Linked DNA regions of Homo sapiens: region 1 is linked to region 2. A link is an interaction called in ENCODE POLR2A ChIA-PET data of the cell type or tissue named here. Cell type or tissue: GM12878. All regions are shown on one strand. Region 1 overlaps IKZF2 (IKAROS family zinc finger 2). Region 2 has its middle 51 kb from the start of SPAG16-DT.

What was found. ChIA-PET counts read pairs that join two places held together with the same protein. Peaks named below come from ENCODE experiments on the same cell type or tissue, not always from the same donor. Only the 100,000 strongest peaks of a DNase experiment are listed, where the experiment ranks them.
Region 1: POLR2A ChIA-PET joins it to region 2 with 14 read pairs; 2 of 35 experiments call an interaction of 5 or more read pairs at or near these places.

What each region holds. Positions count from the first base shown.
Region 1 is chr2:213,012,620-213,020,619 of GRCh38, forward strand. It overlaps IKZF2 (IKAROS family zinc finger 2), which reads right to left. Exons shown (of 9, transcript NM_001387220.1): 8 at 1,172-1,315. Among named protein-coding and RNA genes, the nearest start is that of MIR4776-2, 90 kb to the left of the region's middle. In GM12878, no CTCF peak of the experiment used is centred here; a DNase peak (open chromatin) is centred at 3,342; H3K4me3 peaks cover 6,581 bases; H3K27ac peaks cover 6,901 bases.
Region 2 is chr2:213,229,273-213,237,272 of GRCh38, forward strand. No RefSeq gene overlaps it. Among named protein-coding and RNA genes, the nearest start is that of SPAG16-DT, 51 kb to the right of the region's middle. In GM12878, no CTCF peak of the experiment used is centred here; a DNase peak (open chromatin) is centred at 3,969; H3K4me3 peaks cover 3,500 bases; H3K27ac peaks cover 7,921 bases.

The sequences.
Region 1 (8,000 bases), 220 kb before region 2:
AGTCACCCTTAGGCCTTCTTTCAATGAGTTCTCAATAAATCCCTCCAGCTAGTCTTAGAGTGCTATTTTGGTGATGTGTTAGTTCTTCAATTTCAGATTGAAAGGAAACCTTCTTTAAGTGTTTATTGAAGTAATGGAATTGTGTTATCCTCTCCTCCCTGAAATAACCAAAGCAAAGATTTTTGTCTCAATCACCATTTAATCAGGATGTCCCACAATGCTGACACTAGAATGTCAGAATCTGTTTGAATATTTTTATCCTAATAGATATATATACAATGAATAACAATTCTTTAACAATTCTTTTTATTGAATCTCTATTATTCATATTTCTTTTAAAAAGTCCATGCTTTTTGTATCCTCAGAGACAATCTATGACTTACAGCATGCATCCAGAATGATGCCAACATTGGGCGTATCAAAGAATATCTAAGGGTTCGGAAATGAAAAGGGAAAGTCTAAATATATGATATTTAATCTTTTCAGTTCAAAATCATAGGCTGGATGAAAAAACAAAGATTAAAATATGAAATAAAGATCCAAATATGAAACATCTTGAATGTAGGTTGCTGCATTATTTTTCCAATGCAGAATTTTGAAAAAAAGAAAAATTATCTTCATTCCAGATAAAATACGAAAATAATTAACCCATTTATGCCTGAGGTTGAAATTTTGTTTTAATTTTTGCAATCAGACCTTGGCGATGACCTTGAGCAGTAGGATATAAATAACTCCCACATGCTTAGCGTTCCAATAATGGGACACTAGGCATAAATGTTAATAGGTTAAAAAAAAAACAGCTAAAAACCTGACACTAATGAAAATTTTAAAACAGATTACAAAACTGGCCAATAGGCTGGACCGTTTCTCTTCTGTATGACTATTTTTTAAAGAAATTAATATTTTCTATTTTACATGTTATTTCACTTTATATATCATCATATTTTGAGATGGTGACCACTATCAGTCTTTATCTCTCATATGTATTTGTGTGTGTTGGTGTAAGTGTGGTGTACACAGAATGTCAGAGAGTAAAAAAGAATAATGAAGAAAAGAGATGGGTATTTATTTCATGAACTGAAACACACCATATATATTTCTAATACATGGGAACTTGCCTTTTCCTATTAACATCACCTTGCAAAGAAACAAAAGCATTTGTAATGCTTACCCACAAACTTTTGTGGAGTGGAGCTTTTACGTTTTCCCATATTCCCCGTGAGCTTCTCTATGACAGCAGGTCTCTCAAAAGGCACCAGAGAAATATTGTTGTCCATAATAGGCTCTTGTTCCTTACAATCTTCCATAGGAGGTACTATACAAAACCATAGAAAAATGCAATCTGATAATTTCTTCAACATTTTGGATGATACAAAGCTGGATATGCCATCTCGATATGTGTTATAAAAGCTAGTATGCTTCAGTAGAAGCAAGTAGAAAGAATACCCTCTAGTGTGAAAGTATACTCTTTAAATTTGCACACACACATATACACCAGAGGATTTGTTTTTATTTGAGTCTCTCTTAAATCCATGACATACATACACTGTTGCCACTATTGGTGGCAAACTTGTTCATGTGGTTTCTCATCTTATTCCCCTGAAAGTGTTTTTAGCATTGACTAAAATCAATACTACTTTTAAGACTGCACTATTTTCAAGGCTTTTAGAGTTTATTTTTAAAAAACAATTTAAGTAAGTCAACTTGTTTGAGAGAAAAGCTTAAACAGACATACAAAATAACAGCACGGTATTTAACTGTTTTTCTTAACCCATGTATTTTCCTGCAGCGTATTTTCTATTTGATGAGCTGTTAGCCTTATTGGCAGTAGCTTAAATACCTGCACCAAGCAGCCCTCATGAAGAAGAGCCAATTCTGAACATGTCTATGCACAGTAAACTGTGGCAGCTTTATGATTGTAATTTATTTTAAAAAGAGCTCTTCAGCAGGAAGAAGAATCCATTTCTAAATTGGCACATTGGCTCACTAAACTACTGCCCTAATTCATTTGACATATACTCTCCAATGCTGTTCCCTATTCATCCCTTTTTTCTAAGTTGCTATGGACTAATCTGTTAGCCCTTAGACACTGACATTCATAGTGCAGACAAAGAACTTAAAACAGTTGTTTTTTGAGTAGAAATACTGCCCAAGGATGTTTAATTAAGGATAGGGTAACAACTCAGACAAGGCGAATCAGTTGATTAAAAACAGTGTTCTCAGGAAAGAACATAACTTATTACTTGTTGTTTATTGTTGCTTTCTCCAGTTGCACTTGTGCCAGTACTGTTTGGAAACCTAAAGCTTTCATTTCTTAGAATAACTTTACTTGTTCAGTATGCCCTGTAAAAATGATTTACTCTGATCCTTTCATTTGTATAAGATAGTCCCACTGTGTACAAAAAAATGTAGTCTCATTTATAAGGGGATCCTCTTGGCAGACACAAAAATAAGTGAGAAAGCAAGAGATGAAAGGTAGGAAAATTCAGTGCACAATTCAGTTGATGTATTTAATAACCAATAGGTTACCAATTTTGAAGAAAATGAAACATAGTGTGAAAAAATGTTTTCATGATTTGGACATGTTTAAAGAAATCAACATTCCATCCAAGTTTTGATTAACCTATAGATGGGTCAAAAAAATTGAATTGTAATCTACATTTAATAAGAAGTCCTCTGGCTATGAATAGCAAGGGATTGTGCAATTATTAGATGTTAATTTGGAAAAAAGTTTCAAGGTGAGACTGAGGAACAAGGAAACAGATCATTGTCTGCACTATATCATTAATGATGTTATCACATTGAAAAAGTATGTCCCAAGATATTATGTATAAAACATTATATTCTCTTTTAGTAACAACTAAAAAAGTGACACAAAAGTAAAAGAGTCAACAAAAAAGCAAAGAATTTCAAAAACATTCAAGGATGACCAATTCACGTAAGGGGAGTCAGAAGAATGGCACAGTGGTGGTGGTGTGGTGGAGAACCAGGTAATGAGATACAAATTGTGGTCAAAATCTTAACTTTTTGTTTGGATGATGGATTTACAAGCACTTACTACATTATTAGAAATAACAATAAAACTAAAAAGCAGTCCAAGTATGGACCAAAGATGAAAATATGTCAGACCAAGATCCAAAATGAAAGAATTTGGCAAGAAAAAAAAAATGTTGTTGTAAATTTTGCTAAAAAACTAGCAAAACTGGTTAACGGGTTTGCCCCCAAAATTAAATATGCTAATTTGTTCTGAAATGAGTAGTCCAAAACCTGGCAGTTTTGCTCTAAGTTTCACCCTGAATTTTCATATTTGAACGCATTTAACACTCAAAACGAAACCTGGGTGTGGGAACTGTCCCACACCACATCCACCTCAATTCAGATGATTTGTCCCGAGTTCAATGAAGCTCATGTGAACTGAAAATGATGATTTTGGCAGAGTTCTGATCTAATTTCTACTTTACAATAGCCCTTTTCATGTCAAAAATTGATCTTGTTTCTACCACATCGGCAATAATAATAACTGACGTATACTATGTGCTGTGTGCTGTTTTAAGGCTTTGCATTTAATAATTAATTTAATTCATCCAGAAACTCCATGAAATAGGTGTAATACCATCTTCACTGTACAGATGAGAACAGAAAGACCCAGAGATGTTAAGTAATTTCCTCAGGGTTTACATCTAGTTAGTAGAGAATGTTATTACTACTAGGAGTCTGGCTCCAGAGCCTGGCTCAACCATTACGCTATACTACTCTTTGTAGAGGTATTTTGAGCATTGACTTTTTGTAAACCAGTCAGACATATTTGTAAGGTCTGCCATTGGGTAAAGACCTGATACATTTTTCCTTAATTATGTAACCAATCTGATTTTGTTTTGCTTCATGGATCTGGGTGCAACTCATCAAAATATTTCTGTGTATACATTGCTAGAAACATAAAACAAATTCTCTAGATATCTCAATAATGCATTAATCACATAGACATTAATCTGGGCTAAAGATATACCAATAAGGTAACTTCCCCTGTTTGAACAAACTTTATAACCAAACATCCTCTTTGACCTTATATTTGAGGTTATAACCAAGATAAAAACATAATTCCATTAGATCACTGTTTCATCACGTTGATAACCATAACGGCAAAACCATAAGTGTATTCCCAATGTATTCTTTTGAAAAACCAAACAGTTCACCCAAATTCAAATTCCAAGTCTGAGGGACCTAGGTTAGATCACATGTCTAGCTCCTGAGCAGGAGAGGGCAGAGTACCTGGACTGAGGGTCCCACCACAGCTACATGCAACAGGAAAGTTCTCTAAAGGTAAATGGGCACTCTTGTTATCAAGAGAAGGAGGAAGGGATGTCAGGCAGGCAAAAACAACAGATGTCTTCTATATTGTTGCAAATTTTCTCCGTGTTACCCGATCTAAAAAAAAAACTTTACAGTTATCTTAGTTATTTTCTTGACAGCATTTGGCAGTGCTGACACTTGCTTTGGCTTCTGTGAAATCACTCTTTCCATGTTCCTACTCTGCTCTTACTCATCTTCATGAAATTTTTTTCCTGCTAGTGTGTTCTTGGCCTTCTTGATGTCTCACTCTGTACTTATCCGTATTGCCTTATTAAAAACTACTACGTTGGGCCACTACATAAATTATGATGGATCCTGCATCTTTGTTTCCTACTCAGACCCCTCTCAAGAGCTTGAGATCTATATATTTAACATCTTCCTAGACAGTTTTATTTGCCTATTTCATGGAGACATAAAAGAATATAGTAAAAGAAGTAAAATCTCCATTTACCTTTCTTTCTTCTATTTTCCTAATTACCATATCACTGAATGACACTACTAATTACCATATCACTGAATGACACTACTATTTACTCCATCAGCCATGCTGGTCACCTGTGGAAAATCCTAGATTTCTTCCTTTCATCCAGTCTTCTGCCTCTCCTCCTCCCTACCACATCTCTTTACAAACACACATGGAGGTACCCCAAGTGTTTTAGATGCTACATTGGTAGTTGTTCACATATGTTGTTCTTTCTGCAGGAAACACCCTTCTCCATTTATTAGTTCACATTTTTGCTTTTTAAAACTAAGCTCAATCCCGGGAAATTCCTCTTGGATGTTCTGCTGATTTAGGTATGTCCTCTCTGTCTCCATAATGCTTATCACATAGTACTATAATTGTTGTTTTACTGGTCTATCTTCCAATAGCTGGTAAATAACCTCAGGGGTTGCATTCTGTTGTATTTGTGTCTCTAATACCTTTTATGATACAAGAGAGATATAATATTCAATGGATGTTCACTGAATGATGTCACCCAATAGAAATAAGTCAAAAAAGCTTATTCCAAAGTTTGGGGGTGCCCAATAATGCCTCTATACTGTGAAAAAGAACCTCCCTTTCCTAAACAATTCAAAGCATAAACCTAACAATATATATAGATTTTAAGCTGGCTATCCTTCTGCTTTGCACTTTCATTTTTGTCTTTAGGTTTAGGTAAAACAGGTAATAACATAGTTTGATTTTAAAGCTTTTCCTTCAAGCTAAGCAGACTTGAAAAAGCAACATAAAGATAATATTGAACAAGATAATCTGCCATAAAACCTAATTAAATAAGATAAATAATCTGCCCTAAAACCCAATAAAATAAATAAGCTCATCAAACCCAATTAAATAATTTAATTATATAAATAATCTGTCATAAAACTCAATTATTATTTCCAAAACTATGAGTCATGATATTCCTCCTTTTTCCTCAAACTCAATCAACTTTTCTAAGACCATTTTATTCTACCTCCTAAATATGTCTTCAATATTTCACCTTGTTCTCTTCTGCAGTTGCCTCTTCATCTTTTTCTTTTTGGCATTGTCATTTCCAGTCTCTCCTCACACCATACCCCCTGCCCCAGGTAGGCATTTATCATGTATCCTCATTGGAGACATTTTTCTTGATTTGATTACCTCATTAATAACAAATTTGGTTACCCTAGTGGCCCCCCATCAGTTACACAATGAAATTCAAACACTAGCTTAGCAGAGAAGACTCTGTCTTTGCATCACAACCTACTAATTCAGAAGCTTCATTTCCTACCACTCCTTAAACTGCAGTTACACTCAACATCAGGGAAGCTGTTAATTATCTTTTATATCTCCAAGCCTCTTTTTCTCCTTGAATATACATTCTCTGTATCCTGCCTGATATATGCAATTTTTACTCATCCCTCATGTTTGGATTGAACACTCCTGCATGTAAGAAGCCTCTCTTGACTTTTCCAGAGTTAGGTTAATTCTACATCTATGTTCCCAGAGAACTGTGTATGCATCCTTATTAGAGCTTTTGTTTCATTTTATTTTATTTTTTTAAAGTATGTATTTCCTACCAGACTATAAAGTAAGTGTATTAAAAGACTGGGTCCATTTATTTTTATACCCCAGAATGTTCTATATAACTTGGCACATAGTAAGCTCTTGATAAATGTTTTCTGAGTAAAGTGAAAATGCCTCTTTTCCTTTAAAAAATTCCATACTAGAAGAACAACACAGGGAAAAACATGTTTTAGAAAAGAAAGACTAGGAAATATAACTATGTCAGATATTTTTTAAAAACAAGTAATAGTTAAATCATTTCATGGAGCTAATGGCAACCAAAATGACAGCAACTCTCATATCTACCACAAAAAAGGAAAACAAATAAATAACATACAGCAAGAGAAGGGAATAGATATAAGTTTCATCATGGTTCTGTTTAAAAAGAGACATATGCCAAGCTATTTATATGAGACGTATGTTAATGATGAACTCTAGCAGCATTTTACAGAACCATGTTTTTCTCTTACAGTATTTATCAACTCCTACCTCGTATGGCCAATTTCCCATTAGGCATGTTAACAACAGATAGAGGAGATTAAGGATAATCTCAAATTATTGTTATAACAAACCCAGAAAAAGTATGGTATGAAATGGCATGAATGTAAACTTATGTGGTTAAAATGATATCCAGTATTTAAGAATATTTGTTTCTATAAATGGTATCAGAAGCTACCCTCAATCCCTTCTCCTCTTTGGTTTTACCCTCTGCTCTACCTACCCAGTGCCCCTACCCCTTTCCCACTTTCCCCCACTTGGTTCCAGCTTCAGCACCACCTGTAAAGGGCCTGTGCCTACGGAGGGCTAAGCAATCTGGGGAATAGGGGGTAAGACTGAGGCCCCAGTTGTTTAGGGGACATATCTTTGCTTCTCTCAAAATATACTTGTTTAAATTTTTCGTTAGCATTTGATTCTCTAAAAGTTCAATCTGCCAACAGATAATTCAATGTTGATTATAATAATTTATTTACATTTTACCTCCCTATTACCATATAGTCTTTTAGGAGTATGTATGCAATACAGAATTCCATAAATAACTAGGAATGCAAAAATAATAAATAAAGTTGGAAATGCATAACGCCATCAAATGTCAGAACTGCAATGGGAGAATATAATATAGAAAAACTAGTAGCAATGCCATAAGGTGTTTTGGGGAAGATTTGGTATTCCCCCAAGCTTCCATCAGCTTCCAGCCTCAATTTACCCTTAAATCCATCAATTTAAATAGTAACAGTGTATTTGGTCAGCAAATGAAACTTCTAATGCTTAAGTTACTGCTGGTAAATAACAAATTTATAGGGAATAGCACATTTACTGTTATTCAGTTATTTAATGTTCTCAAATGTTAACAGTAAAGCAAACCATTTATTGGGCATTTATTACATATCCAGTCACATTTAATCCTCAAACCCAGCCTATGAGTGACACACCCAGACACGAAGTAGCCAGAGCAGGTTTGGCAGACTCCGAGACGCACCATTTTGTAATCTCTATGTTCCAGATCCTATGCTATCATCATCAGCCCAGGTAATGCAAGCTTGAAATATCAAATTTACCAAGACTTGATACACAGATAGGTTTGTAAAAAATGTTAATGATGATAATATAAAAATAAATGGACTTG
Region 2 (8,000 bases):
AAAGAAATAATACACTTACAGCCTGGATAATAGTAAGTGGTATTTTTAAATGGTAGGTATTTTAACAACTCCAAACCAACTTAGGTCTAAATAAAATGTGCAGAAAATCTCTGTTTTTACTACCGCAAATATTAATATCCTATTTGGGGAAATGTGATTGCCCAGAGACAGTTTTGTGATTGGCTGTCTGCTGTTATTGATAACAAAGAGATTATCAGAATCAGTAGTGCTGGGGCCCTCACCAGGGTCTCAAACAGTGTTAGCCTTTCTGGAAGAGCAGTGGCTGATATTTGTTGAGCACTGGTTATGAGCCACGTGGAAAACTAAACATTGAAATGCATTATTGTCTCTTTTTATCCTTACAAAACTCTTTGAGATAGGAAAAATTGGTATCATTTTTAAAGAAGATGAAATAATAACAGAGATTTAAGGAATTTGCCCAAGGTTAAAAAAAAAAAAAGGTGATAAATTGCAGAGCCAGTATTTAAAACTGGCAGTCTAACCTCAGAGTATCTATTAATACATTGATACTATACTCTATTTCCTCTTGATGAATTCTTTAACATTTTCTTCTCTAACGTGTGTACAGCAGTCCCTCCTTATCTGCTGGGGATATGTCCCAAGAGTTCCAGTGGATGCCTGAAACTGTGGATAGTACCAAACCCAAGCACTGTGGTACCGTAGCAGTTGTTCTGATCACCGAGGCAGTTAAACAGTGACTGACGGGCATATAGCATAAACAATGTGGAGATGCTGAACAAAGAGATGACTCACGTCCCAGCTGGGACAGAATGGGTCCATGCAAGATTTCATCACACTACTCAGAACGGACGATTTAAAACGTATGAATTATTTTTTCCTGGAATTTTCAGTTGAATATTTTTGAACCATGGATAAATGAAACCATGAAAAGCAAAACCACCAAGAAGGGGAAACTACTGTATTAAGAGTGAACCTAAGGGTGACCATTGGTCACCACTGAGTTATCCTTCCCTTCCTTATCTGGCTGCTCACCTGAAGTAAATTGAAGTAAACACAAAATCAAATAGAAAAAATTGAAATATCAGTTTCTCATTTTCCCCACGAATGTGTTCAAATAACTCAAGTTTTCATTTGGTAAAACATGGAGCCTCAATTTCCTCGCCTATTAACGGTAGTAATAACTAACTTATAGAGTTGTTACGACCATTAAATAAAATTTGTGTCAAGTACCTAATGAGATTTAAGGAATTTGCCCAAGGTAAAAAAAAAAAAAAAAAAAGGTGACAAATTGCAGAGCCAGTATTTAAAACTGGCAGTCTAATCTCAGAGTATCTGTTAATACTTTGATACTATACTCTATTGCCTCTTGATGAATTCCTTAACGTTTTCTTCTCTAACATGTGTACAGCAGTCCCTACTTATCTGCTGGGGGTATGTCCCAAGAGCCTCAGTGGATGCCTGAAACTGTCTGGCATATAGGAGGTGCCTGGAATATAGAATAAGCAGCTATTCCCATGATTGTTGTTATGTCCTGGAGAGAGCTATATGTGTCCTTAGAGTAAGGAAAAGTGGCGAGTTGAACTTAGAATAAAAAAATAACGATTTGAAGGAAGCCATGGGTGGTTTAAAGAGAAGACTTCAATAATGCTTATGGCAACACCATGCAGATTTTTATTCACTTCTAGGGTTATTCAAATTCTCTCTTTCCTGCTATTCTCCTTGTTAAAATCTGCGTCCTTTTGAAGCATATGGGTAGGTATCATATTGTGTGTGAAAATTAAAGAGGCACTAGTCTAAAAATACGTAACCTGGATTCTATTTCTGGTCTAGCTATAGGCTCCTGTGAGTTTATTAATAAGTGTATACCTCAATTTCTTATATATAGGTATAAAACTAACTCCTTATAGAAATTTTGAAGTGATGATATAGCATCCATAGATCTCTGAGTTCTCTTGAAGTAAGCAGTGTATATAAGAAAGGTTTATATTATTAGGTCATATATGTTTCAGTTAAAAAAGTGCTTTGGTGACAGAAAAGCTATGCTTATAAACAGGAAACCGTGTTTATTAATGGAAATTTACTTTTTTGTGAATTTTTGAGTTTTTTAATATGTTTAATATATTGTTTAAATGATGTTTAACTTTTTTAAAATTAAAAATTATTGAACACTGATGAAAGAAATTTAGAAAATACCTACCTTACATCACCATGTTGACTTCACGTTGCTAAGGCAGACATGAGTTAGATTAACATTATGTAAGGACTTAAATTAATTGTTTCATTTGTCTTATTAAATGCATTTTATTAATGGTTAATGATCTTAATTCTCAACTTTGGAATTAGATAAATGAGCAAAGATTTTTACATTATTTTACCACTAGATTCTTTTACTTTTTATTATCCTAGGATAATAGGATAATTATTATCCTATATAATAATTGTATTATATAGGATAAATATTGTAGGTTCCTCTACAAATATGTGATAATCAGACATTCTAATCATCTGTGGAGGTTTAAATATAAAATATATTTAATATGTATATACATGTTAGGGCTTCGTCCCCACAAATTCTGTTCAGTTAGCCTGCCTTGGGAGCTATGCATTTAAAATGGTCCCCAGGTGACTCTAAAATGTGTCCCTAATTAAGCTGTCTTTTTGCTTTCATAGATCTTTTAATTCTAAAGGTAAGGTTAGCTTTTCTCTAGTATTAGCAGGCACAGCTGGAGAAAGAACATGCTATTGATTCCCCAGAAATTCTGTTTTCCAATCTTATGTGAGTTTGGCTAGAGTAGAAAAATAAGAATGTGGGAGATAATTAATAGAGTATCTAGATTCCTGAGGGCCCATCACCATGTCCACCTATGTACAAACTAGAACTGCTTTTGTGTTCTCTTGTTCTGCTTGATCCTTACAACATTTGCCCACCTGCTGAGTGAATTTTTAATACACCAGTGCGAGCATTTAGAGTTCTTGTTAGAAAATGGTTTGACAGCAGTACATGATATCTCAGTTCAATGTAGCAAAAATATTTGTGTTTTATGAAGTATTTTCTTGAACTTTGATATTTTTAGGTTTGCTTTTATTATATTACTCCTTAAATATAATAACTCATTGTAATATCTTAAGTGTTATTATAATGTAACAAAAATGATATGTTCTTGAGAGGGGATGGGGTTGCCTAACATACGGCCAGGAGTGGGCAAAGCACTCTGTAATCTGTAAATAATAAAAAAAAAAGTGGAATCAAATTAAAAATCACCTTCATGAATTTAATGAATCATAAGATGTTGATCCTTGCACAACAGTTTGTTATGCACACATTTTGCATACCACACCTTTTGCAAAAAGTTAAGTTCGCTTTTTTAGAAAGTGTACATAGTTCACCTTCATCCGAGGAGACGGTTCAAAATAACTGTGAAAGCAAGTTTTAAAAATAATTATAAACCTACCAAACAGTAATTGTAACAAAGGCAAGCAATGCAGAAATATGAAAAATAAAAGGAATAGTTGCCCTTCTATCCTGTACCTCATGTTACAGAGACATATACTGTGTGTCACTCCAGGACTGTATTTATATAGAAAAACACACATGCATATGCACACACACACACAAACACACACACTCTCTCTGTCTCTCTCACCAGAGGCTTATTTTTCTTTTAACAAAAATTGTCCCTTTTTACATGTGAAAAATGGTCCCAACAAATGTTTTAAGGCATTTCTTAGATGCCTAAAGATTAGGAAACACTGTGCTTGGGCTAATTTTGGGACTCTGAGGATATGAAGAGTGAAAAGCTGTTCATACCCAATTTTTCTGAATGTCAGGGAAAGGTACACCTGTTTTCAAGTCTTTACATCTCTGTGTCTCCCCAGGGGATAGAGCTTTTACTCAGGGGATTTCTGGTTGGGGGAAGAGGGTCTGCACCACAGTCTCACTCTAAGTGATTATTATCACACCGGTAAGTTTCCACTGTGGCTGCTGCGTGCAGGCTGTGAACACATTTGAAGTCAGCAGGGGACCGTTAGAAACCTCCCCTTTGCTGAGACGGAGCTGTAGAAACTTCTGCTTCACTGAAGCATACTTGCAACCTGCGGTCAGTCGCTTCTTTTTTCATGCAGTGCTGTTTTAAACTGTCTTCTATCCCACAGAGCAAAAACATACCCAACAAAAAACAGTACAAACAATCCCCATGAGTGTTTTTGAATTTTCCTCTGCTAATCTCATTGTTAATGGTATGAGGTCTTGCCAGGAGCCATTTGTGGTTTAGACACACTAAATAACATAACATTCACACAGTTAAAAACAATTAATATTAAGCATCAAATCAAAGGCTATTTGATGAAAAACATAGGCTAACTGACTTTTCTACCTATCTTATAGAAACGAATTTCATCTTTTTTACAGGTCTCTGATTGCTAGATGAGGGGGCATATTTAGTAATCTGCAGAAGATATAGGATGCTACACTTTAATAATGACATAATTGCATAAATTGCACACTAAGTTTGCATATTAGATTATCAGCCAAAGATTATCCTGTGTAAAATAAAAATGCTCTCCATTAGTTAGTGGAAAGTGATTCAAATCAACCTTGCCTTATCTATGGTTGTCCTTAGCTGGCAGTGGATTTAGCAGTACTTAAATCTCTATTTGGTATGAATTGAAAGGATGTTGTCCTTGGTTGACAGCACTGATTTTTCTATCAAAAGGAGTTTAAGTAGAATTACCATGTATAGTAGAAATTTCAGAAGGAATTTAAAAGTCATGCAAATAAAAAGGATCCCACAACCATTATCTCTAATCTACCCAGGACTAATTAAATTTCTGTTAAAAATACTTTGAAGTTCACATTGTATGCAAAACAGGATATGAGAAGTTTATGTGGTTACAGGTATTATTTGTCTTCCTAAATCATTAAAAAACTATAAGTTAGAGACAAATCAAATCCCACCATCAACTTATTTTGAAAACAGTGGTAGGTCATGGTGATGAGGCACATCCAGAAAGTTATTGGCTTTATTTATTTACTTGTCGTTTGTCTTACTAATAAATCATAACATTGTTATAAATCATAAGCCTTCAAAAATGATTGAGACTATAAAAAGTAATAATCATGATAATTTTGTTACTTTTACTAGTTTAAAAGACATCAGAACCACTAGTTAAATAAAGAAATTGCTAGTTTGAAAACAGACTGAATAAAAGCACATATTCTTTCAATTTATATTGGTTATGGATGCTGCCATTGGATTAATTTCATCTTTGGCATTTGTAATTAAAAACACTGACTTTATTATTTGGAGTACTAAGGTTGATTATGAAGCTTCAGAATTTTAAGATCTCCTTTATGTGATTTGGGGCCAAGTATTTATCTTTCTGAGCTTTGTTGATCTCCCTGTGAAAGAGACACAATTATTTCTACCTCATTGGGTTTGCTTTAAGAACAATGAAGAGTACTGGGCAGGAGAGGAAAATTCTATGCTCCCTTCCCTTCCCAAGGGAAAACAGCTTCCGCTCTTTCTTCTGCCCCCAAGGAGCAGGGACAGTGCTCTGACTGGCCTGGATTTCTCTTTAATTCATTGTTGATATTCCCTTTTCTTACTCTCCAGGTATTCTTCCTGTTTCTTTCCTACTTTTCCCTGCTGTTCCTCTTGTGTGTCTGGCCTTGTCAGGTCACTGTGAGCACAGCCTGCCAAATACTTACAAAATAAGAAGACCTGATGCAAGAATAGGAGATGATTCTGACAATCTTAGCAGGCAATTTGTGAATAATATAGTATTTAGGTTTTTCTGGTCTGAGGCTCTGCATCTCTGTTGTAGGTGTGTTTGGAGGCAGGGGTAATGAATGCAGAGGGATAAATCTTCTTATGATTGGCTGATCCTCATAATTTCTCAATTGGTTTCATTCATACTGTACTTAGGAGTAATTCCTTCAAGTAATTCCTGCTGTTAGCTGATGGAGCTTCTTTAATTTCTTTGCTGATGAGAAATTATACTGTTTTGTTTCTATTAGTATTTCATTGGAAAATATTTCACTGGAAAGACAGAGGAGACTGAGTCACATATTGTTAACTAACTGCTAGAGTGAACCTAAGGGCTCTAGAATTAAATGGAAAAGTGTTTTTACATAAGTAACATATGTTTATTGAAGAAAATTAGGAGACAGAAATGATTCAAAGTCATAAATACATCCTTACCACAAAATTTTATCGTATATTCTTCTGGAATATGTAGTTTATAGAATAATAGATGATATTACCTATTTAAATATTATTATATGTAGTATGTTATTTATGTATTATGTTACATTATACAATATAAACACTGTTATAATTTACTTTAAACATTTAGCATAACGTAAACGTTTTTCTATGTCAATAAGTGCATTTTAACAACAGCATTTTTAGTTATTATAGGACATTCCAATTTCCTGTTGTTTTGTTTTTCCTAACTTAACATATATTTTTTCAGTGTATTTGTTATTAACACTGCCATTTGGTTTAGTGATTGTAATTGAAGTTGTAAAGCATAAAAATATTATTTTTAATATTTGAATTCTGTTTATAAGAGCATGTCATTTTCACTATCACTACTTAATACTTTGTCCAGGTTTTTTCTTTTTTATTTTTCCTTTTCTTTTTTTTTTTTTTAGTGATATAAACATTTGCTTGTCCAATTTCAGTAAAGTGTAGGGTTCAGCCATTTGTCACCACGGGTCTGCATGTTTCTCTTTGCTTTTTCAGTTGAACCACTCTGACCTATAGGTTCCTAAAGTCTGAGAGTTTCTTTTATGTTCAACTTGAAGATCTATCAAAATGAATTGAAATCCTAAAATATACAACAGTGAAAAAAATAAATGTTAATTAAAACTACTTCTTTTCACAACTAATTGCTAAAGTAATATAATTAGATAGAAAGGTATTTTTGCTGGTTCAAGCTTTTATGAATACAAATACATATATTTCTGTCTCAAATCACTCAAGTTCATGGTTTTGCACTTGGTTTTTAAGATGAAACTCAGTATATTAATTACATGAGAGATATGACAGTGGTACTACTTGTAGTATTTTGAGATAGCCAAAGAAAGGGCTCTATACCTATGAAAAGTCCAATCTTGATTTATTCTCATTCTGTTCAGTTCACCTCCTTCATAGCTCGCTGAACCACAAGAGAAAGAATTTTCTGAAATGGTAACTTTGGCTTTTAAGAAATCACTTTGAGTCAAATCATTCATTATTCTGAGACAACATTTGGTCTTATTCTTCAGTCCCATTGAGGGACTCAAAATCCAAGTCTATATTACTAGGAATAATTCTGAGTAACTAACCAAAAAATTGGTAGAATAAGTGAGTTCTTTTCTTTTTGGAATAATTAGTTGCTTTAAAAAAACTATGTTTCTATTGGAAGGAGGAATGGAAATTGAGGAAATGGTAACAAGTATCATGGTTTTTTTGTGTGTGAGTCATCAATTAGATTTACTTTTACATAGGGAAGGTAGTACCATTCCCTGTTCTTTTTTCAAATAAAGGAGTTAGAGTGGCCAGAGGGAATAATCCAGGAATATTTGATAATGAAAAGTGGGACCCAGCTGGTCCTCTCAGCTCCGTGTTTGTGCAGTTAAGTATGAAAATAGATCATAAACACACAAATGCCTTTTGTTTCTTTAGCTAATCTAATTTTATTGGTAAAGAAACCTTTAAATGCATTGTGATTTCTTTCACATGCGGATTAGTATACTCTCATATCTTCATATTCTCTTTTTTAATGGGGGGAAATAGTGCCTCACTTAAACCATGATGTGAGAGGCTCTGATACAATTAAAACGATCTAAACAGCTGTAGAAACATTTCTGAGCCTTGTTGATGAAGAAGTAATCTCGTTTGATGGACGTCTTCATTTCTATCTTAATCACAGCATGCAAGATTAGCAATACATGTGTTTCACTCCACTTAATTGCTCAGAACGCATGCACAAATGCAGGGCTTTACTTCAATTAATTATTTTGAATTTCAATG